Linked DNA regions of Homo sapiens: all the other regions are linked to region 1. Evidence: read pairs that join two places in POLR2A ChIA-PET (ENCODE). Cell type or tissue: PC-9. All regions are shown on one strand. Links, peaks and the distances in the headings refer to the core of each region. The heading gives the core; the rest is flanking DNA.

Region 1 (10,601 bases), core at 1,883-6,882:
ATGTGTCAGGGGAGACAATACATAATCCATATCCCAAGGACATCCTAGGCCGCCTACATGGGAATGCACAAGACATGGGTACTGGGGTGACTATGGTGAAGGGTATTAGGTATAAATAGTCTGGGAGAACACAGGAAATGGGCTCATTCTCTGGCCCCACCTTTGTCTAGACCTGTCAGCCTTTAGGAATCCTGAAGGAATAAGGGAAAGGAGGATGGGAAACACCTCTCTCTCCCTTCACTGCCCTGCCACCTCACTTCAGAAGGGCAACTCACATTCTAACTTGTCTTCTGGCCGACCACCCTCCAGAAGGGAAAAGTAGCAGGAAACATCATTGAGACACACCACATCTGGTTACAAAAAAGCAGATCAGAAGTCAGGGCTCCCTCCACTTTGGCTCATGTTTTATCCTTTGTTTGTCCCACCTCTCCCTTTTTTTAAAAAAAAGATTTACTGATTTTTTTGAGAGACAGGGTCTTGCTCTGTCACTGAGGCTGGAGTGCAGTGGCATGATTACTGCTCACTGCACCTTGAACTCCTGGCCTCAAGCAATCCTCCCACCTCAGCTTCCCAAAGTGCTGGGACTACAGGTGTGAGCCACTGCCCTCGACTTACCTTTCCCCTTTACCTTTCCTCCCTTTAGCTCCTAGACCAGCCTGACTATTCTCCACCAATTTCCCCCAACCTGCACAACGTGTGACTCAAGTTAATTCTCAACCCCAAATCCATACTAGTTTGATTTTTCTGCCAGAGGCTTAGCCCAGTCCTACCTGCTTGACCATACCTTTTGTCACATTTGTCTCATTTAAGCAGTGACCAGTCTCAAAGGATTGAAACAGTGCCAGGCTTAGGTGTCTGGGAACATTATCCACTTCGAGATAGATTTTCAGGAATTGCTGGAATCCCTCGTACCCAATGGCCTATAATGAGAGTGAGCATTATCCTGGGGAGTCTGCAAGGTCAGAGCTGGGGCTGAAGAATTGGGAGTAGCGGGGACAGGGATAATAAATGCAGAGCTGAGAAGCATCTGAGGCAGGAGTATGGTTTCTTTGATTAAGTCCTGAGTTAATAGAATCCCTTGTTTTATCCTAAAGCAATAGTCAGAGTGACAATGGACACTAGGGTATCTCTAGAGGGGATAGTGAGGGGCAGGCCCAGAATAATTCCTGGAAGTTGGGGATCAAAAACAAAGATGGGAAGAGTTGATCAAGAAGAAGATTTCCCAGCTGCCACTCACATCTCCTTGGACATATTTAGCCATCTCGCCATCCTCGAAGAGCTTTAGGACATCACTGACCTTTTTGGTGGAGTCTAGGGTGTAGAGAGAGTAAGAGAACAGCATTATTAGTCCAGCTGAGTTCTCTTGCCAGAGAAATCCAGCAGGAAAAAAGATTCAAATGAGATGAAGAAATTCCAAGAAGAAACACAGAAATACAGAGGGAAAAATATTTCAGATCCTCCAAAACAGTACCACTCTTTACTCCTCTTCTCTGAGAGCTGGAGCAAGCAGTCCAGGTATAGCGAAGGTGGGTAGAGAGCCGAGACCTTGCACAATGCAGCCCAGTTAGACTGTGGTAGATCCGGATCTTTTTCTGACATCTCCCCATCTCCCACTCCTCCCATTTCCAGTCATGGGCACATCTGAGCAGCACACTGCTCAAAGCCACTGAGGAAGCTGGGGGGCAGGGGGTGTAATGAGGAGGAGGAGGGATTCTCTGGGGCAGGGTCTCCAGAACTGAAGGCCTGACAGGAAGACTCACATTCCATGTATTTTTGCAGCTGGGCAAAATCACTGGGGCTTATTAGGCCCCTCTCCTTGGCCATCTGTCTATTTTTCTCAAGGATGGCCAGAAAGGCAGCTTCGTAGTAGTACTTCCGTTGCTTGGACCTCTTCAGAGGGTAGGCCTGGGGAAAGGTGACAGAGCGTACAGTGGGAAGAGCCAGCTGTCTGGGTGTCTTTTCTTCTGTCTGTTCCATTCTGTCTCTACTCCCACTATTATTTTTTGTTCTTTCCTTCTCTCCTAGTCCCTCCCTAAACATCTTCCTTTCCCTGTGTCCCTCTTCCCTATGCCTCTACCTTCCCTGACAGTGTCTGTCCTCTGTCTCTGTTTCTCTGACTCATCTCTGTCTCTCCATTTCTGGATCCTTCTCCCTCTCCCCCAACCTATCTTGATTCATCTGACCACCCTCACCTTCCCACCCGCACCCGGCTTTCTCAGTCTATATATGTTTCTGTGGGTGTGTCCCTTGTCTGTTTCTGCGCTTTCTTCCACCATCGTCAATCTCTGCAGACTCTCCCCATCCTGAGCTCTCTCCCATCTCGGGTCTTCGGCAGTTCCGGCAGTTCCGGCCCTCTGAGTGACTCTTACTGCGTTAGCGCGTCTTCCTGGCCATGACCCCATTTTGTTCCGCCTCTGGCCAGGGACCCCAGCTCCGCTCAGCCACCCACTCCCCGAGCCACCCACGCCACGCAACGACCTCTAGCGCTTCTGACGCGCGACACAGAACCAGCTCTGGCAAGGTCCCTAGCCCCGGCCCCGCCTGGACTGCGTTCCGCGGAGCTCCACTAGGGAAGGGTGGGGAACTAGGCGCGGGGTAGGGAAGAGGCAGGGGAAGAGACTCTGGGTACCCACAGAGTCTCTTCCTCAGAAGAGGGTTCTGGGATACTGACATCCTAGAGAAAGGACTCTACCCATCTGGCACTTTTCAATGACTATAATCCAACTTCTGCTGCCAACAGATCTAGTGTTTCCCAGTCCTGGGACGATGGAGCCGAGTGCTAGTGTCTCGGCTCCTGGGAACTTCCTTCCACTCCGCTAGGTCAGCAGTGCTTAGGGAGCCCCAGGTTTTGGCTACTGGATCCAGGGACCAAGGTGCAGTGGGCGACTTTCCTTGATTCAGTAATGATAATAACATATCTTACGTTAATATAATACAGCACGGTTTTGGAACAGAACTAGATCAGTCATATCTGGGTCCCATTCTTAGCTCTGATACCACTGTGTGACTTGGGGAAGTTATATCTGCAAAATGGGGAGAATGAGAACCATTTTTCACAGTTGTGTGGCTTACGTAAAACAATATATGAAAAGTCACTCATACAATGCCTGACATTTAGGAGGCCTACAAGAAATGCTAGTTATTATTGTACTAACAATTAGAATCAAATCATCAGACATAGGAAATTATTGGCATAACCATTCTACAGATGAAGAAACTGGAGCTCAGAGAAGCTTGGATTTCCTAAGGCAGTTGATAGATGGAAAATCCAAGGCTCCAGCCCAAGGCCATGTGGTAGTGCCTCTGTTTGTCCCTCTGCCCTCCTCTTGTTCCACTCTCTCCTCACACCCCGCCATCTGGTCTCACTGTGCTCCTTTCTGTTCCTCAGGCATGCCAAGCTCTCCCCTGCTCAAAGCAATGAGTCTTACTGTTCTGTCTGCCTGGGATACCCTTCCCAGTATGTAGTGGGTGCTGAATATTGGTTGTACACATGATTGTGTAAAGCTGGGGATTCATAATTTGGGGCTATTAATCCAAATATGGTTACATGGGAATAGGATGCCAGAGTGTCCACCTGACAGTCAGAGGAAAGGAGATAATTTGTAGTACATAGAGTAGGTGCTAAATAAATATTTGTTAAATAAATGAATGATGCTGAAAAGCACTTATTGACTACCCCATCAAACACCCTGATCTCCACCCACTCATTTAGGGCTTGTTGGGTAAGGGAAGCAGTTTGGGTGTTCAAGAACAGCCTAGCCCTTTTCCTTTCTGATGATGCAAGAACTTTCTCTGCAGCCTCTTCCCTTGGGACATCTCTGCTGCCTACTTTTATGCAGCACACCATTCCTATTCCAGCAGCTCTCTGGGAACACTCAGAAGAGGGTTCTGGGATACTGACATCCTAGAGAAAGGACTCTACCCATCTGGCACTTTTCAATGACCATAGTCCAACTTCTGCTGCCAACAGACCTAATGAATACTAATAGTCTTATGGCTAATGGGGCCTCTATAGCTTAATTAGCCTCTCTGATTACCCCTGGGGATTCTAAGATGACTCCAAAGTTCTAGGAAATGGAATCTGAGGGAGAAAGTGACAAGGAGGGAGCAAACAAGTTACAATGCAAAGGAGAGAGGACAGGCTTCTTCTCTGCCTCTCTTTTTACAATGATCTAACTCTTTCTTGCTCCTTCCTAGCTCCCCAGGTCTTAAACCTGGAGAAGTAGTATACAGTAGAAGTTAAGAGAATGGACTTGCAAATTGGACAGGCAAGGATCAGAATCCTAGCTCTTTAAAAGGTCATTTCATCTCCCTGAGCCTCAGTTTTCTCATCAGTAAAGTGGGCACCTACAGAAATCAGTCGCAATGTGGGCATTAAATAAGATGATATATGCAATGTACTTAGCAAACAGCATGGCACAGAATAAGAACTCAATGAACATCAGCTATTATCATTATTACACAAGGGTAGTACCTAGAGAAACATTTCTGGAGATTAGGAAAAATGATGTCTTTGAACCAGGAAGGCATAAATTTCAGGGACTGCTAGCATCAGTGAAGCCCAGTTGTACGTCTTACCCCTTGTTATTAATATATCTGTCAGGTGCAAACATGTAGTATCAGGATTCTGAACTTTGCCTCTGGGAGGATGACGAGGTGGCTAGAGCTAGACTCTCAGGGTTCAAGGACACCCCTGGGCTGGAATCTTGGAAACGAGTGCTCCTGGGATCTTTTCAGTGGTTTTCTTGACTTCTCTGACTGAAAGTTTAGCTATCCCTGGAGCTGAAGGGCAGCAAACTGTGGGATCCTGGGGACTTGAAGACCTAGAACAAGTCCATTTTTTTTCCTCCAGGTCCATCCCAACCCTGAGGCTATAACCTGGGCTAGTCTAGGCGAAGGCCAGGGCTGGGAGGGTGGGGTCTGCTGCCAGCCTGCCAGCTATTTGTGACTCACCCTTCCCTTCCCTCCTCTGGTTTCCCTGCCCGCCCCTACCCAATTGGGGCGAGAAAGGAAGAAGTTGACTTGGAGGCAGAGAATCTTAGAACATCCACAGAGCTGGGAGTCACCAACCCTCGTATTTTACAGAGGAGGAAATTGAGGCATAGAGAGAGAATTACTCTCTTAAGGGCACAGTCAGACTCTAGACACCCATCCTTAGTACATTCCACTAAATCTTAGAGCTCATGGCTCTCTGGATCTAATTTTAAACATCAAATACTAAAATTTTAACCAAGAGATAAATATTGTTTCCAAAGCCTGTGTTAGTATTTAAAGTTTCCTTTTTTCACTTAAGCGTTCATTGCTCACATTCCAAGTCCTTTAAGTCGACCATTACTCAGGAAATAGCTATGTCTCCAGAATATTGAGGCTGCCCCAGAGGGGCAGGAGCCCCGAATTTGAGGGCCCAGGCCTGATTACCTGGACTTCTGAATTCCTTAATCACATCATAGACTGTATCCTCCTCCTCTCCCTGACCGTTGCTGCTAGTAGGTAGCCCTCAAGAGGGAATCATTTGCTTGAAGCCTCAAAACTTATTAAGCCTCCACAAACACTGAAGACTGCAGTGCTACACCTGGCTGAGGGGGTTGTGTGTGTGTGTGTGTGTGTGTGTGTGTGTGCGTGTGTGTGTGTGTGTAGAGGGTGTCATTGCGTAGTATAGGAGGAAGTTACGATACTGGCATGGTTGGGGGATGTGGGCTTGTCTGTGCTGAGGCTGAAGAGATGCCCAGTAATATTTGCCATTCTTCCTCAGGAAGGCTCATTTCTCCTATCAAGGTGAAAAGTGAGATTCAGACTCAGGTATTTTCAGAAACTTCCCAGTGACAGGTGGGGAGAGGATGGGGTGGGAAGTTGGGGACCTGGAGGCCAAACAAGAACCCTTCTCCACCCGTGCGGCACTGTGGAGGTTCCGAAGAGGACTTCCCTCCGAGTCGGGTCCCAGGAACCGGGCTTCACCATCCCTCCGAATGAGCGGGAGGGATGGAGGGGAAGGTCTGGGAAACGTTACCCACCGGGTTCGGGCCCAGCCCTCCCGCTGCACCCCCGCGTCCCAGCGCAGACCCTTCTCGATACCCGCTCCAGCTGTCACGCTTCCTCCTTCCCGACCCAGCAGCACGAACGCAGCCCGTGGGTCCTCGGCTTCCCTACCCCTGTCCTTTTCCGATGGGGGAGGGTGGGGCGCTGGGGGGCTCGCGGGGTCTCTACCTTGCTTGAGAGGGCTCGCGGTCGCAGCTGAAGCGCCGGCGCTGGAGCTGGAGCCCGAGCTGGGCTGGAGGGGACGGGCCAGGCAGACGCGGCCGCAGCGGGGCCGCCCCGTTCCTGACGACATAGCTGCCCGCCCCCCACCCCAGCCTGCCCGCCGCGCCCGCGCCCGGCGCCCCCGACTCTGGGAACTTCGAAGTTGGAGAGGCCCGTTTCTAGGTTTCCAGTTCACCATAACCTGCTCCACCCTCCCTCGAATATGTCCGGGGCTTTGGACACATTTTCTCCATTTGCTGCGCTCCTCATCTTCTTCCCGCGCCGGCGGCAGCTCTGCTTCTATTTTCCCTTCTTTCTAATCACTCACAGCCTCTCCCTTCATCCCAAACCTGGGAGACCAAGATACCGGGCGGGCCGCTAACAGAACAGCTCGGCAGTTGGGCACCCAACCAACGTCTCATTCTCTCCTGATTGCTGCCATCCTGAACTTCCCTAACCAACTCCCTTCCATCCACCACTGACTTCACACTCAGGAGATCCCACGGGGGCAAGCCCAGAGTCCCAAACTCCACAACCTGACCAAACACCTCCCTCCCGCCCCGGGCTCTACCCTGCTTGAGACAATCTCCCCACCTTCTTCACGTTCCTCTTTCCTTTTAGACCTATTTTCCCCAGTCTAAGGACACCTCCTGTCAAGACTCATGTTCTCTCCTTAATTCTAGGGTGGAGTTTTGCACTTTGGTCTATGTCCACCCTTTCTCCACGCCCTCATCCTCCCACTTTACCTGCTGGTCTTGGCAGGTGGCACAGAAGGCCCTGGCCAAAAGTAGGGAGTGAAAGGTCCTTTCAGCTTCCCCTGCCTGGAGTCTCTTCTAGAGTCATTAAGGCTCTTGGGGTCGCATGGATGGTGGTGAAGGTGGTACAGCAAGGGAGAGAGATGGAGGCCTAGGGACTCACTGGCAGGAACTGGAGACCCAGGCATCCTGCTCACTGGCCCCGCCCCAACCCCTGTCTAACTCCCTCCTACCCTTCATTGAAAATGGGGCAGAGTAACAAAGCCTTAGGTTCCTGGAATCGTCCTTCTTACACCTGGGGGTGGGAAGAAGGGGGAGGGGAGACCTCTGACTAGAAGGGTATATGCATGTGTGGGTATTGTGTATGCATACATACACACACATAATATATACATACTTTTGGTGGGGGTTGGAAAGGGAATGAATACATGAGGCCCTCTAGTGGAAACAGGGATATCTAAGCAGTTCTTGATTGTTTCAAGACAGGCTTGTTGGAACAGACTCCTCCACATTTGCCAGAAATATAGCTGCTGAGTAATAGGGTTTGGGAGTATTGTTGTATCCAAACTGGAGATTTCGGGCATAGGTTGAAGAGGGGTCTGTCTCTCTGCTCCTGTGCCCCTCCAAGTCTCACCCTCTCACCCCCAATCATAAAAAGACAAGGGCCAAAGGCCGGGCGCGGTGGCTCACACCTGTAATCCCAGCACTTTGGCAGGCTGAGGCAGGCGGATCACGAGATCAGGAGATTGAGACCATCCTGGCTAACACGGTGAAAACCTGTCTCTACTAAAAATACAAAAAATTAGCCGGGCGTGGTGGCACATGCCTGTAGTCCCAGTTACTCGCGAGGCTGAGGCAGGAGAATCGCTTGAACCTGGGAGGCAGAGGTTGCAGTGAGCCGAGATCATGCCACTGCACTCCAGCCTGGGTGACACGAGCAAAACTCTGTCTAAAAAAAAAAAAAAAAAAAAAAAAAAACAAGGCCCTTGACACTCCCCATCCTGTCTTTACAGTATTTTCTTCACTGTTAGCAAAGCTTCATCTCTCCTTCCTCTATGACCTCCTTAGTCATAGTAAACAAACTCTTCTGAAGGCCTTTTATACACTAAGTCCTGTACTTAGTTCTGCAATACAAGCAAAAACATAGTCCAGTTTAGGGACTATATCAATGAGTGGTGCAATGTGTGTAAAGCCTCTCTGCTCTGAGCTACTTTAAACAAACATACAATGTAAGAATAGGTCCCCTAACACCTCTGCCTATCAGTTTTCTGTCCCTGGATCTTTCATTTAGAAATCTTGGAACGATATTAATCTCTAAGGCACTCAGCTTTCCTTGCAAAGAATGCTCAAAGTAATGCCACCCTATGTATTACCTGTGTTTCTCACTCTATCGTCTTTAGATATGTCCCTAAATAAAGTTGAAGACACTCCTTTTAAGATAGTTTTTGGTACTTCAAAGTGGGGTGTAATGTTATCTCTCGAATAAGGAATAAGGTGGAATCAGTCTTACTCTAGACTTCTTTGTGTCTTCTTTAGGATCTGTGCTCCATCATACCCCAAGTCAGTTACTGGGGGGTGTGGGTGGGGGAAGAAAAGCCAAGAAACATCTAAGAAGGAGGCGTTTAATGCCTACGGTTCCAGGTGCTCATTTCTTTAATCAACCACATCATAAAAATCAGAAAGAAAGAAACCGCAATGAACAAAGGGAAAGGAAAAAACAACAGCCTGTTCTCCCCGGCCTTTTTTGCCCTGTTCCTCCTCAGGGTGGGGGGCCACATCCGGGGCCCCGGGTTGGGTCCCAGGCAGGTCTACTAAGCAGACAATTGAGTTTCACTTCCTGTCAACCCTAGTGCTGAGGCAGGATGTCTGGGGGTGGGAAGGGGGCCTAGGGTTGGTAGTGAACAGGGGCGACTTTAGGTTTCCCTCCTGCACAAAGGTCTATTGAGCAGCCTCTGAAAGCTGCAGAGACCACTCCTGAGGTAGTTCAGTCAAGACCAACGTATCCCATTAGTTCTTAGAGGCTTCATCCCACACTCTCACGTCTAATCATAACAAGGTTAAGGACAAGATGTTAGACCCTGCAGGGCTGAAGTACAATCGGTGAAAAGAGAGCAAGGGTTTAAGACCACAGTGTCACAACACTTGCAATAACAGTGTATCGTATGCAAATACTTTTTATTTATTTATTTTGAGACTGAGTCTTGCTCTATAATACAAGCTGGAGTGCAGTGGCACGATCTTGGCTCACTGCAACCTCCACCTCCCAGGTTCATTCCTCAGCCTCCCGAGTAGCTGGGATTACAGGCACTCGCCACCACACCCGGCTAATTTTTGTATTTTTAGTAGAGATGGGATTTCACCATGTTGGCCATGGCTGGTCTCGAACTCCTGACCTCAAGTGATCTGCCCACCTGGGCCTCCCAAAGTGCTGGGATTACAGGCATGAGACACCGCACCCGGCCTGGAAATACTTTTTAAATGAGCCCCACCCCCAGACATTCTGAATTGGCCTCTAGTGGAAGTCACAGACATGGAGGATGGGAAGGAAGGCAAGCTGCGGCCCCCAGAAAACTTCTGAGGCCTAATTTGTCTTATAAAGGTCCTAGTCAGCCATTGCTCAGTTTTTTAGTTTTTTTTTTTTTTTTTTTTTTTTTTTTTTGAGACGGGGTCCCACTCTGTCGTCCAAGCTGGAGTGCAGTGGAGCGATCTTGGCTCACTGCAACCTCCGCCTCCCAGATTCAAGAAATTCTCTGCCTCAGCCTCCCGAGTAGCTGAGATTACAGGCACCCGCCACCACGCCCGGCTAATTTTTTTGTATTTTTAGTAGAGACGGGGTTTCGCCATCTTGGCCAGGTTGGTCTTGAACTCCGGACCTCGTGATCCACCCGCCTTGGCCTCCCAAAGTGCTGGGATTACAGGCGTGAGCAACCGCGCCTGGGTTTTGTTTTGTTTTTTAAATGGGACATGCTGCCTAGTGTTGGAGGTAGTCACCAATACTTACCTCCTGCCTCCTCCCTGGTTCCAGGGGTACTGCTGGACATTAAACTAAGCCAAAGTGGGGATATAAGCAGGAAGGTAAAAGGGTTGATAAGGAAAAAGCTATATGAGGGTGGAGGAGGGCAGAGTTGACACCTGAGGAGAGGAACCTGCAGCCGGGCTCCTCTCAGGCTGTAGGGGAAACAAGTTTAACAGGACTTAGCCCTGAAGGAACAACAGTTGCTGAAATGGGCGGCGGAGGGAGACCATATGGGTTCGTCTGCAGAATAGGGAGGTACGGCGCAGGGCAGGACTACAAATGGAGTGACACTACGGGACCGGATTATTGGCGAGTTGCCCCGCTTTAGATCCTCAGCGGTTGGACGAGTTTAATTAGAATACTAAGTAGGTCCGCCCAGAAGCTTTCACCCTGCCCTCTGACCCTAGGGCCCAGCCCGAGGAGGCACTCAGGGTTAGGAGGTCTGGGCGAGAAGCAACTAGGGCCCTCATCACTTCGCCGCCGAATCCCCGGCGCCGCCCAGCGGGGCAGAGCCAGGCCAGGGCCGCCCGCCCAACCTGGTCCGCTGCCTCTTCGGCCATGGAAGCTGCCGGCAGCCCTGCGGCTACGGAGAC
Region 2 (10,601 bases), core at 1,905-6,904, 160 kb after region 1:
AAGTTGGTCATCAGTCTTCTCAGAGGGTCTGTAATTAGGATTTCTTAGTTTAAGTATGGCTGTATAAACCTTTTCCAAAGGAAGAATGATGGGGCCATGCATAGGATATTACCAACATGGAACTTTATAAACCTAAGGAACCATAAGCTATGGTGAAGAGTTTGGTAGAATATCTTTAAAGGAAGTAGTGGTAGAAGAATTAGTTTCCAGAGTAAGTTGGAAAAGTAGCCTGCTTAGTAAGTTTGGGTTCTATTCAAATATACTCAAGCAGCAGTGCCTAGGCTTAGTGTAAAATTTAATTCTCCATTTCTCTTTCTCATACAGCCATGGGACCAAGAAAAACGCAGATAGTAGACATCTAAGTGGAAAAAACAAAACTCAACGTAGGCTCCCTCAGCCATTGATACCTCACTGATCAAGAGCTTTTGGGGGAATTTCCCCCCTCCTTCATCCTAGGTTATCAGTTTTCCCCAAAATCCTTCTTCCATTTGAATAACTATGTTCTTTTCAACTTAGATTAACCAACAAGGAAAGAAGATAACTCTATGGTAGATAGAGATAGCAGTTGAGAGAGTGGTTATCTTAGAAGATAAATTTCAGGAAAAGCTAAAACTCAACCTCACATAGTCTTCAGGATTTCTTAGATAACATTCTTGGAGTTTTTTGTTTGTTTAGTTTTTTGTGTTTTGTGTTTTGTTTTGTTTTGTTTTGTTTTGTTTTGCTTTGCTTTTTGAGACAGTCTCGCCCTGTCGCCCAGGCTGGAGTGCAATGGCACGATCTTGGCTCACTGCAACCTCTGCCTCTCAGGTTCAAGTGATTCTCCTGCCTCAGCCTCCTGAATAGCTTGGATTACAAGTGTGCGCCACCATGCCCGGCTAATTTTTTGTATCTTTAGTAGAGACAGAGTTTCACCATGTTGGCCAAGCTGATCTTAAACTCCTGATCTTGTGATCCGCCAGCCTCAGCCTCCCAAAGTGCTGGGATTACAGGCGTGAGCTACCACACCTGGCCTCTTGGAGCATTTTTAAGACTAAACAAATATTTAACCACTCCTTTACATTCCCTTTTCATTCATAATACTTTGAAAATAAATATTGGGCCTTTTCAAGGAGAGATACAACGTGTAATCCTATATCTGTTTTCTTCTTTTCTGTCTCCTCCCCTTTAAGATAAAAAAAAGACACTACTTTTCTCCACCCTCCCAATGGAACAAACTTTGAGGGAGTGGTAAAAGGAGCTGTTTAAAGGGGAAACAGGTCAGCACAGTGGCTCACACTTGTAATCTCAGCACTTTGAGAGGCCGAGGCAGGCAGATCACCTCAGGTCAGGAGTTTGAGACCAGCCTGGCCAACATGGTGAAACCCCATCTTTACTAAAAATACAAAAATTAGCTGAGTGTGTTGGCTCACACCTGTAGTCCCAACTACTCGGGAGGCTGAATCACGAGAATTGCTTGAACCGTGGAGGTGGAGGTCTCAGTAAGCTGAGATCATGCCACTGCACTCCAGCCTGGGCAACAGAGAGAGACTTGCTCTCAAAAATAATAATAATTAAAAAAAAGAGGAAACAATGGGGGAAACTCTCTGACCTCAGTTTATTCCATCATCTGGTTCTTCATTTGTCCCTGCGGAGGAACAGAACTTGTCTTTTGTCTGTAACACAAATACATCATCTCCCTCCCTTCCCAGTTTCCCCCACACCCACACTTCTTACTTTTATTATGGTTCCAATCAATGATGTCAATTATGTGTGCCATTCAACTGCTGTTGAACAACTTGGCTATAGGAATTTGGAAGAGCAAAGAGGCAGAATGGAATTTTTCTCTCTCCTAACTAGGGCGCTAGACAATGTATTCTAAATTCAACCAGAGAAGTAGGAGACAGGTGTTTCTTTGCTCAACTTCTCTTTCTACTGTCCCACTATTCCCTAATCCTCCAACACATACTTTTTACGTAGCCAGTGTATGAGGAAAAAATTGGACAAGAGACGTTAGACATATAAGTTGAACATTTTAAGAGGAAAGGTTTGGCTGGGTGTGGTGGCTCACACCTGTAATACCAGCACTTAGGGAGGCCGAGGCAGGTGGATCATGAGGTCAGGAGATCGAGAACATCCTGGCTAACATGATGAAACCCTGTCTCTACTAAAAATACAAAAAATTAGCAGCGCATGGTGGCATGTGCCCGTAGTCCCAGCTACTCGGGAGGCTGAGGCAGGAGAATCGCTTGAACCCGGGAGGCAGAGGTTGCAGTGAGCCTAGATGGTGCCACTGCACTCCAGCCTGGGCGACAGAGCGAGACTCCATCTCAAAAAAAAAAATAAAAAAAAAAGGAAAAGTTTTTAAAATTTAGAGAAACAAGGTGAAATTTTTGATGCTATGTCAACATTCATGGCTGGTGCCTTGCCCTATATTTACTGTAAACTAGGTATTTGGGAAAGTTATGTTAGATGTTTAGACTTCCCTAAAGGTGCATGGCTGAGATCATTAAGCTCTTGTACCTTTTAATTTTATGTATTTCTCTCTGATTTCATTCATTGAATTTGCACCTGAAGAACTTCAGGTAAAGAAATTTGTAGTAAGAAAAAACTCTTTTCTATTTTCCCTGGTCAATACCCCCTCCATAATGTCTTTGCATTCCTTCGTCTAACGTGTCAGAACTGATGACTTTGATAAAAAACAAGTTTTATGCCTCTCTTTGGCCCCCTGCTCGTCTTTGCCACAAGAGTAAACACAGCCTGAAAGGGAGAAGAGTGCTGGATTCTGTTAAGTCTGTTTTACTTTTCAATATTCAGTTTGTTTTTGCCAGACAAACTGGTTCAGTTGTTTTTGCCAGCCTGGTTCTTGAGATGGGCTTATTGTCTGGGTAAGAGTTTTTTCTTTTTTCTTTTGAAAGTACCACTCTTAGTACATAAGGTAAATAATTTTAAAAATTACATTATATCCAGTTGTATATCTAATTTTAGGGTGATAGATAGTTGGCCTGGCCTTTCTAAGTGAAGCAATATCTATCCACACTCCCAGATACTCTCCCCAGCTGTGGTGAAATGTGAGCTCTCTGAATCCAAGTATACTCAGCCCTCTGTATCCATGGGTTCCACATCTGTGGATCAAAAGCATTTGGGGGGAAAAATACAACAATAAAAAATAATACAAATGAAGCAGTATTGTATAACAGCTATTTATACATAAGTACTCTAGAGATGATTTAAAGTATGTAGGCGGATGAGCATAGTTTATATGCAAATACTATGCTATTTTTTTGTTTTGTTTTGTTTTTAAAGATGTGGTCTCACTTATAGAGTGCCGTGTCCCAGATCATGGCTCACTGCAGCCTCCACCTCCTAGGCTCAAGTAATCCCACCTCATCCCCAACAAGTAGCTGGGACCACAGGCATGCACCACCACACCCGGCTAATTTTAGTTTGCAGAGACAGGGTCTCCCTATTTTGCCCAGGCTGGTATCAAACTCCTGGGCTCAAGGAGTCCTCTTGCCTCTCAAAGTGCTTGGATTGCAGACGGAAGCCACTGCACCTAGCCTTATGTCATTTTATATAAGGGACTTGAGCACCCACAGATTTTGGTATCTGCGGGTGGAGGCAGGGGTGGTCCTTGAACCATTACTTCTTGGATACTGAGGGACAACTGTATATCCTTCAGAGTCTGTATGGGAGGAAATAAAGTGGTGTTGGGGAAGGAATTTTTTGGTATATGTGTATGTGATTAATTTTTTTGATAGGAAATTTTGGTTAAAGGCTCCTCATGTGAGAGCAATGGCAGAATGGGAATGTTTAGAATGTATGTTAATACTTGAGAGGCTTATATATGTGGGTTCAGTTAAAATAAGATTGAACAATTATGGGATAGTTCATTTTCTTATATACTCACCAAAATAGCAGAGTTGCTCTTCATGACTGATAGCTGAAGAAGGTCAGATCCCATAGTATTTTGGAGATGGAGGTGGGGATGAGGCAGGACATCAAATTGGAGATGTTTTAAGGGGAATACTTGTTGGTGATGTTTGTAAATTAGCAAAGACCCCATTTTTAATATAATATGAAGTCCCTTGTTAAGATCTAGAAAATTTTAACTCCTTTCTTCCTCTCCCCTTCCTTTGCTACTCTTTTTTTCATAGTTTTTTTTTTTTGTTTTTGTTTTTTGTTTTTTTTTTTTTGAGACAGAGCGCGATCCCAGCTCACTGCAAATCTCTGCCTCCTGGGTTCAAACAATTCTCCTGCCTCAGCCTCCTGAGTAGCTGGGACTGCAAGTATGCACCACCATGCCCGGCTAATTTTTGTATCTTTGGTAGAGGCCGGGTTTCACCCATGTTGGCCAGGCTGGTCTCGAACTCCTGACTTTGGGTGATCCACCCACCTCAGCCTCCTAAAGTGCTGGGGATTACAGGCGTGAGCCACCATGCTTGTCCATCTTTTTTTCATGTTCTTTTTTTTTTTTTTTTTTAATTTTAACCTTTTAACTCCCAGAGCATATTCTTAGGAAAGAAATAGAAATGTGTGGCTGGGCGTGGTGGCTCGCACCTGTAATCCCAGTGCTTTGGGAGGCTGAGGCAGGCGGATCACGAGGTCAGGAGATGGAGACCATCCTGGCTAACACGGTGAAACCCCATCTCTACTAAAAATACAAAAAAATTAGTCGGGTGTGGTGGCACACACTTGTAATCCCAGCTATTTGGGAGGCTGAGGCAGGAGAATGGCTTAAACCTGGGAGGTGGAGGTTGCAGTGAGCCAAGATTGCGCCACTGTGCTCCAGTCTGGGCGACAGAGCGAGACTCCATCTGCCAAAAAAAAAAAAAAAAAAACAAATAGAAATGTGTTTTCAGGGTGTTGTATATTTGGAGTTTGTAACAAATATTAAATCTGGAAATCCCTGGCAGGGGAGATGCGTAACTGAGAAGGAGATTATATTTGAAATACTTGAGCTGGACTTCATTTTATTTTATTTATTTATTTTGAGGGTGCTTTTGCTCTTGTCACCCAAGCTGGAACCTCCCACTGCAACCTCCACTTCCTGGGTTTAATCAATTTTCCTGCCTCAACCTCCCGAGTAGCTGGGATTACAGGTGCATGCCGCCACACCTGGCTAATTTTTGTTTTTTTTTTTTTGTTTGTTTTTTTTTTTTTTTCAGTAGAGACGGGGTTTCACCGTGTCGGCTAGGCTGGTCTTGAACTCTTGACCTCAAAGTGATCCACCCACGTAGGCCTCCCAAAGTCCTGGGATTACAGGCATGAGCCACCGTGCCTAGCCCGTTGATCTTGACATTAGAAAGTAATTATTGGTAGGGAGTTTATTGGGGTATAGAGGAGTCAGTTACAGAATTTGCATATCGTACCCATGCTTAGGTATGAGGTGGTTGAAAAGAAGGAGCAGTTAGAAATGAACAAATGTGGTACAGTGGCTCGTGCCTGTAATCCCAACACTTTGGGAGGCCAGAGTGGGAGGATCACTTGAGCCCAGGAATTGAGACCAGCCTGTGCAGCATAGTGAGACCTTGTCTCTACAAGAAAATAAACAATTAGCTGGGTGGGGTGGCATGCCTGAAGTCCCAGCTACTTGGGAGGCTGAGGTGGGAGGATTGCTTGAGCCAAGGAGGTCCAGGCTGCAGCGAGCTATGGTTGTGCCACTGCACTCCAGCCTGGGTGACAGAGCGAGAGACTCTGTCTCAAAAAGAAAAAAGGGCCAGGTGCATTGGCTCATGCCTGTAATCCTAGCATTTTGGGAGGCCAAGGCGGGTGGATCACTTGAGGTCAGGAGTTCGGGACCAGCCTGGCCAACATGGTGAAACCCCGTCTCTACTAAAAATACAAAAATTAGCTGGTGTGGTGGGCACCTGTATTCCCAGCTACTCAGGAGGCTGAGGCAGGAGAATCACTTGAACCTGGGAGGTGGAGGGTTGCAGTGAGCAGAGATCGCACCATTGCACTCCAGCCTGGGCGACAAGAGCAAAACTCTGTCTCAAAAAAGAAGAAGAAGAAATCCCATTTTCCTTTTCCCCCACTTTATTGATATTACTCCTTTTCCTTTGTGTCAGTTCTGTAGGAAAAAATGCCTTTGTGTGCTGCAACCTAGTTGCCTCCCTCTTTTCCCCACATAACTGCAGTGTGCCCTGATCTTGTTTTGGCACGTTCTTTCTGTATTGAACTATGATGAAAGATTCTCTCTGCTTTTCTATTTGAATTGTAGGAGAGCAATAAGACAGGTGTGCTACCTAGAGTCCTCTGTGATTTCTTCACATCTCTCTTTTTACCCCTCACATCTCTGCAGCTGAAATAGTTTTTGTAGGAAGCATAAACTTTGGAATACCCTTAGCATTTATAGGAGATAATTGGAGCAGGATGGGAGTCTTACTTGGACTTGATGAGAAATTTTAAAAAGTTGTTTGGTCTATATTTTTTCAAAGCTACTTGAAATTGGCCCCAAATAATGGTTGCATGTAAGGGTTACAGGGGACCCTTTAAAAAATACAGCTCTGTAGGCCTTCCCTTTTGAGATACAGATTAATTAGGTTGGGTTGTGGCCTGAAATCTGCATTTTTAAATACTTTAGATGAAAATAATCTGTTTTCCTAGTGCTCACTCTAAATTTCTGAATGGTCAGGTAACTGTCCTCCCTTCTCTGTATGTTTTGGCTAAGACAGCATTCACGTCTCCTGAAAAGTTTCAGCTTCCCAGGCTGGGCATGGTGGCTCACGCCTGTAATCCCAGCACTTTGGGAGGCCGAGGCGGGCAGATCACCTGAGATTGGAAGTTAGAGACCAGCCTGGCCAACATGGAGAAACCCTGTCTCTACTGAAAAATACAAAATTAGCCGGGCGTGGTGTTGCGTGCCTGTAATCCCAGCTACTCGGGAGGCTGAGGCAGGAGAATCACTTGAACCCGGGAGGTGAAGGTTGTGGTGAGCTGAGATCATGCCATTGCACTCCATCCTGGGCAGAAAGAGCAAAACTCTGTCTCAAAAAAAAAAAAAAAAAAAGTTTCAGCTTCCCTCTACTGACTTCTTGACATTTCTGCCAGGCTCTGCATCACTTATCCTCAAAAGCAGCAGCTCCTTGGCTTTTAAAGGAGGGAGATGGGGACTTTTAATAGAAACTTGATTTCTGGGGGTGTCAAGTGTGACACCTTCATTTCCTCTGCCTGCCTTGCTTTGTCCTACAATCAGCTAGAGCAAGACCGAAACGACCTCCTCTGGGGTTGAAGAGGAGTGGGGGTTGGGGAAAGAGCTTGATTTGGACAAGAGAAAGAAAAAGTGGTAGAACCTAGTGAGTGAGTGGTTCTGAGCTGACTGTGTTCTTGGGCTTCAAATCCTGTGAAGATAAGAGGAGATGCAATTCCTGGTGTTCTCTAATTGTCGTGTAACTTTAAAGTTCCTAGCACCCTACCAGCCCTAGAAAGTTGATACTGATCTCACACTTGAAAGAGATTATTGAGAGTAGGTTAAGGTGGTTATATTGGGGAGGTGTGTTATGTGTATATGTGTGGATAGTGTTGGAGTGTCTCTACCATATTATTTGCTAAGGCGGTGTACTTGCTGCTAGTCTGGTCTCTCACCTTCATCTACTTAAGCTCTGTGCATTGATTTTTGGGACCACCCTATGTTCTGTCGTCTGGTTGGCATAAAGGCTCGGGAATAAACAGTTTCAGAAACTGGGGCAGGGGAGGTGACAGCTGTGTTTTTAAGCATCCAAGTGTTTCTGAGAGAATAACCATCAGTTGCTGTCATTCATCCTGAGAGTATGAAATTGGAAGCTCGCTTACCCTGGAGTGTTTCATAACCTTTACCTCTGGGAAGTCAAGGCCGTGTCATCATTAATCTACCATCGCCTGAAAGCCCCCAGGCTCTGCTTTTCATCCTGCCATCAGTCACGTGGCACTGAGATTCAGGCTCCCTCTTTTCCTTTTTGCCATGCTACCTTACATTCCTTTGGAAATCAGACTGGCCTGAGAACTATTAACATCTTAGTATGGTAACTCATTTACAAAGGGGGGCAGTTATTTGTTATTTTTGTGAAATATGACATCTTAGCTCTCTGTCAGCCTCTCTTCCATCACTCTAGGGAAAAGACTTTTGAGGGGGAAAATAATAGCAGTACCTGAGCTCCCCTGAAATGCTTCTTTCTGCTTCTAAGGATTTTTCTGACTGGACTCTTTAGATTGGAATTTCTGCTTCTCACACATGGTATAAGGAGGGATGATAAGTGAGTGAGCTTGTTACACTTGACCAGGAACAGTGCCTGGCTTGGTTAATTCTTTTGGTCGCAGAGAATAACGATGTTTCTTATTTGAATCCAGTGAAAGTACTCATGCTTTGTGTTCTTGGGAATTACTGAGTTCAAATTCCTAATGATGCTTGGGTTACACTTTGCTTTGTTTCTCCTAGTTTCTTTTTATATGATCCGGAGTGGCACTGGTAATAAGATTGAAGAAGGTGGGCCGGGCACAGTGGCTCACACCTGCAATCCCAGCACTTTGGGAGGCCGGGGCAGGCGGATCACCTGAGGTCAGGAGTTCGAGACCAGCCTGGCTAACATGGTGAAACCCCGTTTCTACTAAAAATACAAACAAACAAACAAACAAACAAAAAACAGCCAGGCGTGGTGGCATGCGCCTGTAATCCCAGCTACTTGGGAGGCTGAGGCAGGAGAATCACTTGAACCCGGGAAGGAGAGGTTGCAGTGAGCCGAGATCACATCATTGCACACTCCAGCTTGGGCAACAAGAGCGAAACTCTGTTAAAAAAAAAAAAAAAAAAGATTGAAGAAGGTGAATGCTTTCAACACACAACCCATGGGATGCTAATTACATCAAATTGGACCCCTTTTGGCAGAGTAAACAGCCATGGCACACAAGCAAGGAGCAGTATTCTTTACTGTATTTAGGATAAAATTAGTAAGTTTTGAAAAATGTTCTCATGACTTTATATCTTGAAGACACAGGTTGGGTTTAGAAAATAAAGTTAGAACTCCATTTTGGGTAGACATAGTAATGGTACTCTGCTGTAAAAAGGGAACAGACACTTTAGAAAATATCTGTGGTATTCAGCTGCCAATTGTTGCATCTGATCTTCCTTTTGCAACTTACTTCCTGGCTACAGTATATATGCCATGGAAATCATTGCTAAGAACCCTTAATTTAAAATTTCTAGTTATAGGCTGGGCGTGGTGGCTCATGCCTGTAATCACAGCACTTTGGGAGACTGAGGCAGGCGGATCATGAGGTCAGGAGATCGAGACCATCCTGGCTAACACGGTGTAAACCCGTCTCTACTAAAAATACGGAAAAAAAAAAAAAAAACCTAGCTGGGCGTGGTGGTGGGCGCCTGTAAGTCCCAGCTACTCGGGAGACTGAGGCAGGAGAATGGCCTGAACCCAGGAGGCGGAGCTTGCAGTGAGCTGAGATCACGCCACTGCACTCCAGCCTGGGCGACAGAGCGAGACTCCATCTCAAAAAAAAAAAAAAAATTCTAGTTATAACCTGATGACTCTTTCCTCTCTCTTTTTTCTTCTGAGGACATTGAGTATTTTAAAATAAATTCCATTATGTTTATAGAGGAGTACGTTCTTAAGGGACCAGCAGCAACCCTGTAACTAACTACACTTCATCTTGCTTTCTAAATTCCTATCTCTGTTTCTGTGTGTTTGCTTTTCATCTCTGGATTTCATGTTTCTCTCTCACTTCAATACCTCTGGCCTCTCTCTTCTAATAGAAACACAGATACTCCTCTCCTTACAATGGGGGCTATGTCCTGATAAAAACCCGTCTTAAGTCAAAAGTGCATTTAATACACCTAACCTTCTGAACATCATAGCTTAGCTAGTTGACCTTAAAAATCCCAGAACACTTATATTAGTCTGCAGTTGGGCAAAATCATCTAACACAAAGCCTATTTTGTAATAAAGTGTTGATTATCTCATGTAACTTATTGAATACCGAAAGTGAACAGAGTGGTTGTATGGATACGTCAAGTATAGTTTCTACTGAGCATGCATCGTTCGCCGTTGTAAAGTTGAAAAATCTTAAGGCAAAGCATCATAAGTTGGAGACCATTTGTATGTTCAAAATCACTTGCTAAAGGTAGGCCACACATTTGGCTCCAAACTTTATGGCAGCCAGTAGAAAGGGAAAGCACAGTTGCACTGTTTATGGTGATTCACAAGATTCAGAAGGTAAAAAGCTAGCAAGTTGCCCAAGAAAAGCATAACTCTTTTGGATCTGGGGGCTAGAAAGCAAATTTCCGTTATGAGTCCTCATAATGTAGTTATGTAAAGAACAGTAGTATACACCTTTATAGTAACTTGGTGAATTCATAAGCCTCGTGAAGTTAAGGTTCTTATTCCTTAACTTTATCTTATTGATCTCTGTATTCCCAGTACCTGACCCAAAGTAGATACTCATTTGACTACTGAATGAATTAATTAATTTTATGGCTACAATGCTATTGAAAATGTTGATTGAACCTGATGTCACATAATTCAGTGAAAGAGATTCCTCAGGGGCCTTTAGAGAACCTGGGATTGGATCTACATAGATAGAGGTTAGATCCTTGCCCAGTCCCCTCATATATTACCTTAAATAGATATCTTTTATTG
Region 3 (10,601 bases), core at 848-5,847, 150 kb before region 1:
CCCTCCACCCTCAAGCCTTGGGCTCAGACAAGTGACCTCAGTAGAGGGGGGAGCTCTGGCAGTGCTGGGGTGAGGGGGGGTCAATGGGAGCTTTGTCTTTAAAGCTGAAAGATAAGGAGCTAGTTGCCTCCCCGCCTTCCTAAACTCAGGGTTTCCTTCTCACTCTCTCCCCCATCCCAACACACTCTAGCAACCTCAGCATCACTTTCCAGCCCTAGAGTATTTTTCAGCAAATACAGAGGAACCTGGAGAGAGATAGTAGCAGATGCCCCATATTGAGCCTCCACACAATTTCATTGTTAGAAGAGGTTCATGAAAAAGCCTTTCACCATGGCAATCCTCACCCACACTAGGGGAGAGCCTAGACTAGAGGTACATGGCATGTCAGCCTTGGGAGTTCACTCTTCTTTGCAAATGTGGTGGACAACGGGCTATGGGAAGTCCTGGACTCTGAAGCCCTACCCCAGTCTCTTTCCTCTGGTTCAGGGAAAGACCATGTGTGGGGTGGGGAGTAGGGGGTAGATACCACCTGTTCCAGCCACCCTTCCCTGAGGCGGTGGTAGCTCAGTGGGAGGCAACAGTGGGAATGGAGGGAGGGAGACTGGTGAGGCCCCAATCCCTCCTATAACATACACCCCTAGTCTGACTTCTTGACCTTGGAGGGCTCCTTATCACTCCCCATGAAGGTTGGCTAGTCCCAGCAAAGAGAGCTAGTTCCAGAGGAGCTGGGAACTCCAGGGTCCTTGGGTTGAAATGAAAGAGACTAGGAAGGTTAGTCATTTCTGGAACAGCCCCACCCCAATCCCCTTCCTGGCAGGATACCCCCTTTCCCAAGTTATAGTGCCAACACTTCTCCCCAGATAAGGGAGGAGCCAAGCTTTCTGCACAGGGAAGTAGTAGTGTGGGCACACACATACACACACAATGTACACACGAACACGTACACATTGGTCCTGCTGGCTCAGGAATCTATAGTTGGGTTTCCTTGCAGGAAGTATTTCAGGTGGCCCCATCTATCCCACGTGCCCATAAGTGTTTGTGCAGACTTTGTGTCTGTGCTTGGAAGGCTACAGTGTTAGAGGTAGCCCAGTTCCCTGCTACCCTGAGGGTAAAGTCCATATTACACAAACAGGGGGCAAAGGGCCTGGGCAGGAAGGGAGCACAAACAACACCTCTGGGGAGGAGCTAGGCAGCTTGGGGAGCAGGGCAGGGGAAGGGAATCATAAAAATCCCTGCTGTACCCAGGAACCGGGAGCATAGGGAGGGGCAGTGTCACAGGCCCTCCTTTGGTAGAGAGCACTAGGGGTGGGATAGAGCCAGAATCTCCAGCCCCTCCTCAACCAGAGGCCTCCCCTCCAACATCCCCCACCCCCATCACAGCCAGGACAAAGGGGCTATAGAAGGACTGAGACAGGGCCGGATGCCCAGAGGCTGCAGGACCCAGATAAAGGGTAAAGAGACCCAACCATGCCTGCCTCCTGCCTCCCCAGGGAGGGTGGCCAGACTCTGGTACTCCTGGGTTTCTGGGTGAAGATTGCAGGAGTCTGGATGGGACAGTTATACAGTCACTCCACTGCTCCCTCCCACGCCAGTCCCCAGACCACCCCCCTCCACCAGCTGGGAGTGTTCACATCTAAAAATCCCAGGATCTAAATTTAGGCCCAGCAACTGTGAGGGAAGCACAGGTGGTTTCTTCCACTCCCACACTGGGGAAGGGGCCCTGGCTGTGCCAAACCCCAAGCTGAGATCTGAGGGGAGGGGAGGAGATCCACAGAACTTCAGTCCTCAGGTGTCCACGGTCCCAGAGACACCCCAAAGGGGTGGGCTCAGATAGCATGGGAGTCGGGGGAGGACTGGAGAAGAGCAATCCGGGGCTCTGTCTAGGGTCCTAGAGACAGTGTCAGACAATAAGCAAAATGGGGGCGGGAGGCACAAGCTGAGCCCAGGAAGGACTCCCCAAGGCAGGAGGCTTAGAAAGTAGCAGAGGTGCCCTCTTGATCCTCAGGTTGGGGAGAGAAAAGACCAGAGGCTGGACATCCTTGCCCTTACAGCTCCTGGCCCAGGGCCTTGTGTATAGTAGATGCTCAATAAATATGAGTTGTGTTGACCTGGGTCTTGACAAAGAGATGTTGCTTAAGCTCTGCTATACTGAGGAAAGGGGGCGCCAGCCTCTGTTGGGCCTCCTGCCTGATGTCACCTGAACTTGGCCCTCTGGTTAATCTCAGACCTCCCCAGGGCAGGCTCACTCACGGAAGAGGAGGTGCCGCTCCTGTTTTTCCAACACCAGAGAACAACAACCCCCTCCAACCTTCTGTAGCTCCGCCCTGTCGGCAAAACAACGAAACTAGGGGTAGCTGAAATCGGCGCGGGTGGGGGGCAGGGGGTTGGCGAGCAAACCGAGACCCTTCCCGCCAAGGCCCCCACCTCCAAGCACCTCCTGTTTACAGAATGAAGTTCCCTGCTCCCCTCCCTGCAGGGCCCCTCAGAAGTGTGAACTACTGTTTCGGCCTCAGCCTCTTCTGGGGAGACCAATTAGAGGGTCGGCGACGCTCTGGAGAAGGGTGGCGTGAGGGTCCCGGAATGCCGCCCTCGGCCGGACCACGCCGATAACCCGAGCCTGACCGCCCCTCTCCCAGGTGGTCCTGGCAAACCGGGGGCAGCACCCACAACCCCGCGCCGCCTGAGACCGTGCCCATACCCTCCGAGGCTGCGCGCACTGGGTTCCGGCTCCCAGGTGCCGAGCCCGCCGGTGCTCTCGCGCCACTTACCTGCCTGAGAGTTGCCCACCTCGGAGCCCCGGGCCAGGCTGAAAAGCAAGCCCAGCACCTGCAGAGCGTCGTTCGCCCTCATGACTCCGCAGAGGGTGAAGGGAGCCCAGCCAAGTCCGGCCCGGGGGCCCCTAGGCTAGGACATCGAGGCAAGAGCCACCTGAACCGCTGGCGAATTGGTGGCTGCTGCGGCGACGGCAGCGGAGGTTGCAAATTGCAATCGGAGCCGGAGCCGGAGTCCGGGGAGGGATGGCAGGGGAGGGGTGTGTGTGTGTGAGAGAGAGAGAGAGAGGGAGGGAGGAACGCAGAGGGAAGGGGGTGAGTCACGGCCGCGCCCCCTCCCGCGCGAGGCTGGAGTAGGGATTGCGGAGCCTCGGACCGCCTGCCCCGAGCGTGCCACGCCCCGCGGTCCCGCAACTTGGCGGAGCAGATCGAGGATGGGGCTCACCCTAATTTTTCTGCAGGAGATAGGCCAAGGGGAGGTCGAGATTCCGAAAGCCCCCAGATCCAGGGAAGGGTAATGAATGAGGGAGTGGAAAGCTCTCCAAAGCCCTGCCCCCTGAAAGTTGGCCTCGCCCATTAACCAAATCACTCAACTCCCCTAGCCGGTTGGTTCACTTGGTGGATTTTCTCTCAGAATGTGAATATTTCTCTCTGTGTGTTTTTGAGGGGGAGGGTGTTTTTTGCCTCACGTCCAGGCCACCTCAGTTTCTCCCAGACTCGAAACCCCATAATTCATCCACCCAGCCCAGGAACCCGAGCCACAGAGACCGCGTGAAATTGCACTGTCTCTGGCCGCTTCCTCCTCCAGACCCGGCGCCGGCCGGGCCTCTCCCGGGGATTTGGATGGGGGGCGGGGGTGGTTTCCAGCCTGGGAACAGACCCCGGAGCCCGCCTTTCCACTTCTACCCCGGGAGGGGCTCCCGCACCTGTCGCCGTCCCCTCTGCTGCCCCCCACGGCCGCCTGGGAGAACAGCTGCCTCCCCTTCCACACTGGAGTCTGGCCGCACCGTCCGGGCGGCCGCAGTTCCCGCCGCTCTTCTGGGGACCCAGATGGGCACACACCAAGGCGCTTACACCCTCCCAGGTGCCTTCCAAGTCCAGGCTCTCGCAGGAAAGGGGATGGGGCAGTGAAGTGGGACGCGGAGAGGACACTAGAGACTGCGTCCACGAATGGCGTGGACCTCTGGAACCTCCCCCACCAGCTGCCCGGACCTGGCCAGAGGCGGTCGGGCTCCCTGCGGGTTGCTGCCCAAAGCCCTGCTAGTCCCGGGACGGATCCGACCGGCGCCGCCTGGTGCCCATCCGTGGCAGTGGAGTCCCAGACGGCCTTGCATTTCAAATCCCTTAAACTGGTATTCGGGATCTCGCCCGGAGAGCCTAGTTGTTTTCTCCAGAACTTCAAGCCTGAAGACTTCGAAAACAGTTGAGCCTTGATAAAGAAAAATTTCACCCCTCACACCTAGCAAAGACTACCGGCTAACATTCCTTAAACATGCTCCCTATTGATATGCAACCTAGAGGGCCTGTTCTCTACTGGAGAATCTCCGCTTTGGGGAGGTTGGCTTTCTCCAGACCATGTGTATAGTAGTCATAATAATAATAGCAACAACAAAACCATTAACATATACAAACATTTCCATATATCATTTCATTTACAAAGTATGTCCTCAAACTTAGTGCCTTAGAGAATGTGTCACTTAACATAAAAATTATATGATTTAGGCAATATAACTCCCCATTTTACAGAACTAGAAGTGTGTGACCTCTCCAAGGTCATCCACCTGGTGACAGTGGTTGAGGTGATCAGGTGATTGGGAGGTGGGGCTCAGACTTTTACCTAGGGTTTCTTTCTCTCTTTTTTTTTCTTTTCTTTTTTTTTTTTTTTGAGACAGAGTTTCGCTCTTGTTGCCCAAGCTGGAATGATCCACCTGCTTCAGCCTGCCAAAGTGCTGGGATATCTTCCATCTTAAAAAACAAAACATTCGGCTGGGCGCGGTGGCTCATGCCTGTAATCCCAGCACTTTGGGAGGCCGAGGCGGGCAGATCACTTGAGGTCAGGAGTTCGAGACCAGCCTAGTCAACATAGTGAAACACCGTCTCTACTAAAAATACAAAAATTAGCTGGGCATGATGGTGGGCACCTGTAATCCCAGCTACTTAGGAGACTGAGGCAGGAGAATCGCTTGAACCCGGGAGGTGGAGGTTGCAGTGAGCTGAGATTGCATCACTGCACTCCAGCTTGGGCGACAGAGTGAGACGCCATCTCAAAACAAAAACAAAACATTGTTTTGTTTGACCTCATGGCCTTCTGGTCTGTTGCTTTTTTTTTTTTGACACGGAATCTTGTTCTGTTTCTGTCACCCAGGCTGGAGTGCAGTGGCCTGATCTCAGCTCACTACTGAGTTCAAGTGATTCTCCTGCCTCAGGCTTCCAAGTAGCTGGGGCTACAAGGCGTGCGCCACCAAGCCCGGCTAATTTTTTGTATTTTTAGTAGAGATGGGGTTTCACTGTGATGGCCAGACTAGTCTCTAATTCCTGACCTCAGGTGATCCACCCACCTCAGCCTCCCAAAGTGCTGGGATTACAGGTGTGAGCCACCACACCTGGCTTTTTTTCCTTTTTTTGAGACAGGATCTCCCTCTGTCACCCAGGCTGGAGTGCAGTGGTGCAATCATGGCTCACAGCAGCCTCAACTTCCCAGGCTCAGGTGATTCTCCCACTTCAGCCTCCCTAGTAACTGAGTCTACAGGTGGGCACCAAAATGTCTGGCTACTTTGTTTATTTGTTTGTTTGTTTTTGAGATGGAGTCTCGCTCTGTCACCCAGGCTGGAGTGCAATGGCGTGATCTCAGCTCACTGCAACCTCTGCCTCCTGGGTTCAAGGCATTCTCCTGAGTTTCGCTTTTGGTGCCCAGGCTGGAGTGCAATGGCTCGATCTTGGCTCACTGCAACCTCTGCCTCTTGGGTTCAAGCTATTCTCCTGCCTCAGCCTCCTGAGTAGTTGAGATTACAGGTGCCTGCCACAACACCTAGCTAATTTTTGTATTTTTAGTAGAGACGGGGTTTCACTGTGTTGACCAAGCTGGTCTTGAACTCCTGACCTTGGGCAATCCACCCACCTCGGCCTCCCAAAGTGCTGGGATTACAGGCATGAGCCACCACACCTGGCCTTACCATCTGGCCTTACCTAGGATTTCTTTATTATTTTTGTATGATATGGAGATGCGGGGGTGGGGGTGGGGGTCTGGCTATGTTGCCCAAGCTGGTCTTGAACTCCTGGCCTCTGCAATCCTTCCACCTCAGTTTACCCAAATTGTTAGGATTTCAGATGTGAACCATGCCTGGCCTTACTTAGGATTTCTTACTGTTCTACTGAGACTGGAGCTTCATGTGTTCAGATTCACACTCCCATCAGACAACAGTGCTGATACTACTTAAGGGTCTCCACTCCTACCTACCCTCCCCCACATTAAAGGGCCTTTCATTTTATTACTCACTCAGCTCCAGCTCAACCTGGTATTCAGGGTCCGAGTTCTGAAGGAGAAAAATCTTCCTTGGTTTCCTTGTTTATACACTGTTGTATCTACTTATAAGACTGTTGATTGGTCCCTCCCCCTCCCCCTCCCCCTCCCCCTCTCCCTCTCCCCACGGTCTCCCTCTCTTTCCACGGTCTCCCTCTCATGCGGAGCCGAAGCTGGACTGTACTGCTGCCATCTCGGCTCACTGCAACCTCCCTGCCTGATTCTCCTGCCTCAGCCTGCCGAGTGCCTGCGATTGCAGGCACGCGCCGCCACGCCTGACTGGTTTTGGTGGAGACGGGGTTTCGCTGTGTTGGCCGGGCCGGTCTCCAGCCCCTAACCGCGAGTGATCCGCCAGCCTCGGCCTCCCGAGGTGCCGGGATTGCAGACGGAGTCTCGTTCACTCAGTGCTCAATGGTGCCCAGGCTGGAGTGCAGTGGCGTGATCTCGGCTCACTACAACCTACACCTCCCAGCCGCCTGCCTTGGCCTCCCAAAGTGCTGAGATTGCAGCCTCTGCCCGGCCGCCACCCCGTCTGGGAAGTGAGGAGTGTCTCTGCCTGGCCGCCCATCGTCTGGGATGTGAGGAGCCCCTCTGCCTGGCTGCCCAGTCTGGAAAGTGAGGAGCGTCTCCGCCCTGCCGCCATCCCATCTAGGAAGTGAGGAGCGCCTCTTCCCGGCCGCCATCACATCTAGGAAGTGAGGAGCGTCTCTGCCCGGCCGCCCATTGTCTGAGATGTGGGGAGCGCCTCTGCCCCGCCGCCCCATCTGGGATATGAGGAGCGCCTCTGCCCGGCAGCGACCCCGTCTGGGAGGTGAAGAGCGTCTCTGCTCGGCCGCCCCGTCTGAGAAGTGAGGAGACCCTCTGCCTGGCAACCACCCCGTCTGAGAAGTGAGGAGCCCCTCCGTCCGGCAGCTGCCCCGTCTGAGAAGTGAGGAGCCTCTCCGCCCGGCAGCCACCCCATCTGGGAAGTGAGGAGAGTCTCCGCCCGGCAGCCACCCCATCCGGGAGGGAGATGGGGGGGTCAGCCCCTCGCCCGATCAGCCGCCCCGTCCAGGAGGGAGGTGGGGGGGTCAGCCCCCCGCCCGGCCAGCCGCCCCGTCGGGGAGGGAGGTTGGGGGGTCAGCCCCCCGCCCGGCCAGCCGCCCCGTCCGGGAGGGAGGTGGGGGGGTCAGCCCCCCGCCCGGCCAGCCGCCCCGTCTGGGAGGTGAGGGGCACCTCTGCCCGGCCACCACCCCGTCTGGGAGGTGTACCCAACAGCTCATTGAGAACGGGCCAGGATGACAATGGCGGCTTTGTGGAATAGAAAGGCGGGAAAGGTGGGGAAAAGATTGAGAAATCGGATGGTTGCCGTGTCTGTGTAGAAAGAAGTAGACATGGGAGACTTTTCATTTTGTTCTGCACTAAGAAAAATTCTTCTGCCTTGGGATCCTGTTGATCTGTGACCTTACCCCCAACCCTGTGCTCTCTGAAACATGTGCTGTGTCCACTCAGGGTTAAATGGATTAAGGGCGGTGCAAGATGTGCTTTGTTAAACAGATGCTTGAAGGCAGCATGCTCATTAAGAGTCATCACCACTCCCCAATCTCAAGTAATCAGGGACACAAACACTGCGGAAGGCCGCAGGGTCCTCTGCCTAGGAAAACCAGAGACCTTTGTTCACTTGTTTATCTGCTGACCTTCCCTCCACTATTGTCCCATGACCCTGCCAAATCCCCCTCTGTGAGAAACACCCAAGAATTATCAATAAAAAAATAAATTAAAAAAAAAAAAACCTTAAAAAAAAAAAGACTGTTGATTGGATTTTTTTTTTTCTGAGACGGAGTTTCGCTCTTGTTGCCCAGACTGGAGTGCAATGGGGTGATCTTGGCTCACTGCAACCTCCACCTCTTGGGTTCAAGTGATTCTCCTGCCTCAGCCTCCCGAGTAGCTGGGATTACTGGCGCCTGCCACCACGCCTGGCTAATTTTTGTATTTTTAGTAGAGATGGGGTTTCACCATTTTGGCCAGATTGGTCTTGAACCCCTGACCTCAGGTGATCCACTCGCCTCAGCCTCCCAAAGTGCTGGGATTACAGGCGTGAGCCACTGCATCTGGCTGACTGTTGTTTGGATTCAATGAGAAAAGTCAGGTGGAGCTCTGAATTACTGTGCTCAACCTTTAAGAAGCATTCAATGAACGCTAGCTGTATCTATTGCTATTTTCCCAACCCCAACCCTTCCCTCTCAGCTAGATCCCAAGATGCGATGGATTCTTCAACACTTAGGGACACGTCATGCTAAGCATCCCGGATATACACAGTAGATAAAGCTGCCAAGTAACTGGCCACCTCTGTTGGGTGCTGTCCTGACTGAATAAATGAAAGAAGGGAGGCTTTATTTATGAACAATCTCTGCAGTTTTCCAGCATCCCTTTATCTTTCCTTACTCTTAGCTGATGACTTTGGCTATTATTTTACTGTGAAAATAAAAGTAAAAGAAATCATCCTGGGCCAGGTGCAGTGGCTCATGCCTGTAATCCCAGCACTTTGGGAGGCCAAGGTGGGCAGATCACTAGTCTCAGTAGAACAGTAAGAAATCCTAGGTAAGGCCAGGCATGGTGGTTCATGCCTGAAATCCAAACAATTTGGGCAAACTGAGGTGGGAGGATTGCAGAGGCCAGGAGTTCAAGACCAGCTTAGCCAACATAGCCAGACTCCCCATCTCTACATCATACAAAAATAATAAAGAAATCCTAGGTAAGGCCAGGCCTGGTGGCTCACGCCTGTAATCCCAGCACTTTGGGAGGCCGAGGCGGGCAGATCATTCGAGGTCAGGAGTTTGCAACCAGCCTGACTAATGCGGTGAAACCCTGTCTCTACCAAAAATACAAAAACATTAACCAGACATTGTGGTGCATGCCTGTAGTCCCAGCTACTCATGAGGCTGAGGCAGGAGAATAGCTTGAACCTGGGAGGCGGAGGTTGCAGTGAGCTGAGATCGCATCACTGTACTCCAGCTTGGGCGACAGAGTGAGACTCTGTCTCAAAAAACAAACAAACAAACAAATATAAAGCCTATGGCACGTGCCTGACACATCAAAGGTACTCAATAAAGTTAACTATTACTATTTGTATATTGTGTTTCTTTTTTCTTGTTTACAAGAAGATTTAGAAGAGGTATTTGTATATTCTGAATCTATATTGGCAAGTACATTTGCAGTGGTTATATTTTCTTGCTTTCTTGTTTATTCTACCATTATGTAACACTTTCTCTTTTGTCCCGAACTTTTTCCCTTGAATTTTGTCACATATTAAAATCTCATCTTAGGCTGGGCGCGGTGGCTCATGCCTCTAATCACAGGACTTTGGGAGGCTGAGGCAGGCGGATCGCAAGGTCAGGAGTTCAAGACCAGCATGGCCAACATAATGAAGCCCTGTCCTTACTAAAAATACAAAAAACCAGCCAGGCATTGTGGCAGGTGCCTGTAATCCCAGCTACTTGGGAGGCTGAGGCAGGAGAATCACTTGAACTTGGGAGGCGGAGGTTACAGTAAGTGGAGATCGTGCCACTGCACTCCAGCCTGGGCGACTGTGCGAGATTCCGTCTAAAAAAAAACAAAAACAAACAAACAAACAAACAAAAAACTCACCTCACTTTTGAGTTATTTTTGCCTGGTAAAACAAAGCTTTGCCACACTCTAGTTTCCATGGAAGCCAATTCTAAGGTGGAAACTAGAGTGTGGGAAGCTTGTGAGTGAGTGCACTTGGGATCAATACTTGCAGGAAAAGAAAGGAAGAAGCAGGACTGGACAGAAGGAGAAGTTGGGCTGCAGAGTAGACACCCCACCAGCAGCCAGGCATGGTGGTGGGGACCTGTGGTCCCAGCTACTCAAGAGGCTAAGTGGGAGGATAGCTTGATCCCAGAAGGTTGAGGCTGCAGTGAGCTGTGATCGCACCATGCACTCCAGCCTGGGTGACAAAGTGAGAACCCGTATCAAAAAAAAAAAAAAAAGAGAAGGCCAGGTGCGGTGACTCAGTCCTGTGATCCCAGGACTTTGGGAGGCTGAGGAGAGTGAATCACTTGAGGTCAGGAGTTTGAGACCAGCCTGGCCAACATGGTGGAACCCTGTCTCTACCAAAAATACAAAAATTAGCCGGGCGTGATGGCACACACCTGTAATCTCAGTTACTTGGGAGGCTGAGGCAGGAGAATCACTTGAACCCGGGAGGTGGAGGTTGCAGTGCGCCGAAATTGCACCACTGCACTCCAGCCTGGGTGACAGAGTGAGACTCAGTCTCCGCCCGCCCCACCACCCCAAAAACACTTCAGTTA

What was found. Peaks named below come from ENCODE experiments on the same cell type or tissue, not always from the same donor. Only the 100,000 strongest peaks of a DNase experiment are listed, where the experiment ranks them.
Region 2: POLR2A ChIA-PET joins it to region 1 with 23 read pairs; 8 of 35 experiments call an interaction of 5 or more read pairs at or near these places.
Region 3: POLR2A ChIA-PET joins it to region 1 with 13 read pairs; 2 of 35 experiments call an interaction of 5 or more read pairs at or near these places.

Annotation. Positions count from the first base shown.
Region 1 is chr12:55,927,727-55,938,327 of GRCh38, reverse strand. It overlaps DGKA (diacylglycerol kinase alpha), which reads right to left and starts at 7,166. Exons shown (of 24, transcript NM_001345.5): 1 at 6,984-7,166; 2 at 1,761-1,905; 3 at 1,238-1,311; 4 at 785-920; 5 at 276-350. The coding sequence starts at 1,824. PYM1 (PYM1 exon junction complex associated factor) reads left to right here and starts at 10,434. Exons shown (of 3, transcript NM_032345.3): 1 at 10,434-10,601. The coding sequence starts at 10,567. RefSeq lists an enhancer at 10,163-10,601. In PC-9, for the core only: no CTCF peak of the experiment used is centred there; a DNase peak (open chromatin) is centred at 4,907; H3K4me3 peaks cover 2,555 bases; H3K27ac peaks cover 2,122 bases.
Region 2 is chr12:55,769,100-55,779,700 of GRCh38, reverse strand. All of the region lies in intron 9 of SARNP (SAP domain containing ribonucleoprotein), which reads left to right. Among named protein-coding and RNA genes, the nearest start is that of GDF11, 31 kb to the right of the region's middle. In PC-9, for the core only: no CTCF peak of the experiment used is centred there; no DNase peak of the experiment used is centred there.
Region 3 is chr12:56,072,550-56,083,150 of GRCh38, reverse strand. ERBB3 (erb-b2 receptor tyrosine kinase 3) reads right to left here and starts at 2,986. Exons shown (of 28, transcript NM_001982.4): 1 at 2,769-2,986. The coding sequence starts at 2,850. RefSeq lists enhancers at 2,339-3,329, 5,154-5,203. In PC-9, for the core only: CTCF peaks have their summits at 3,744 and 3,950; DNase peaks (open chromatin) are centred at 2,220, 3,060, 3,360, 4,060 and 1 weaker place; H3K4me3 peaks cover 3,678 bases; H3K27ac peaks cover 3,605 bases.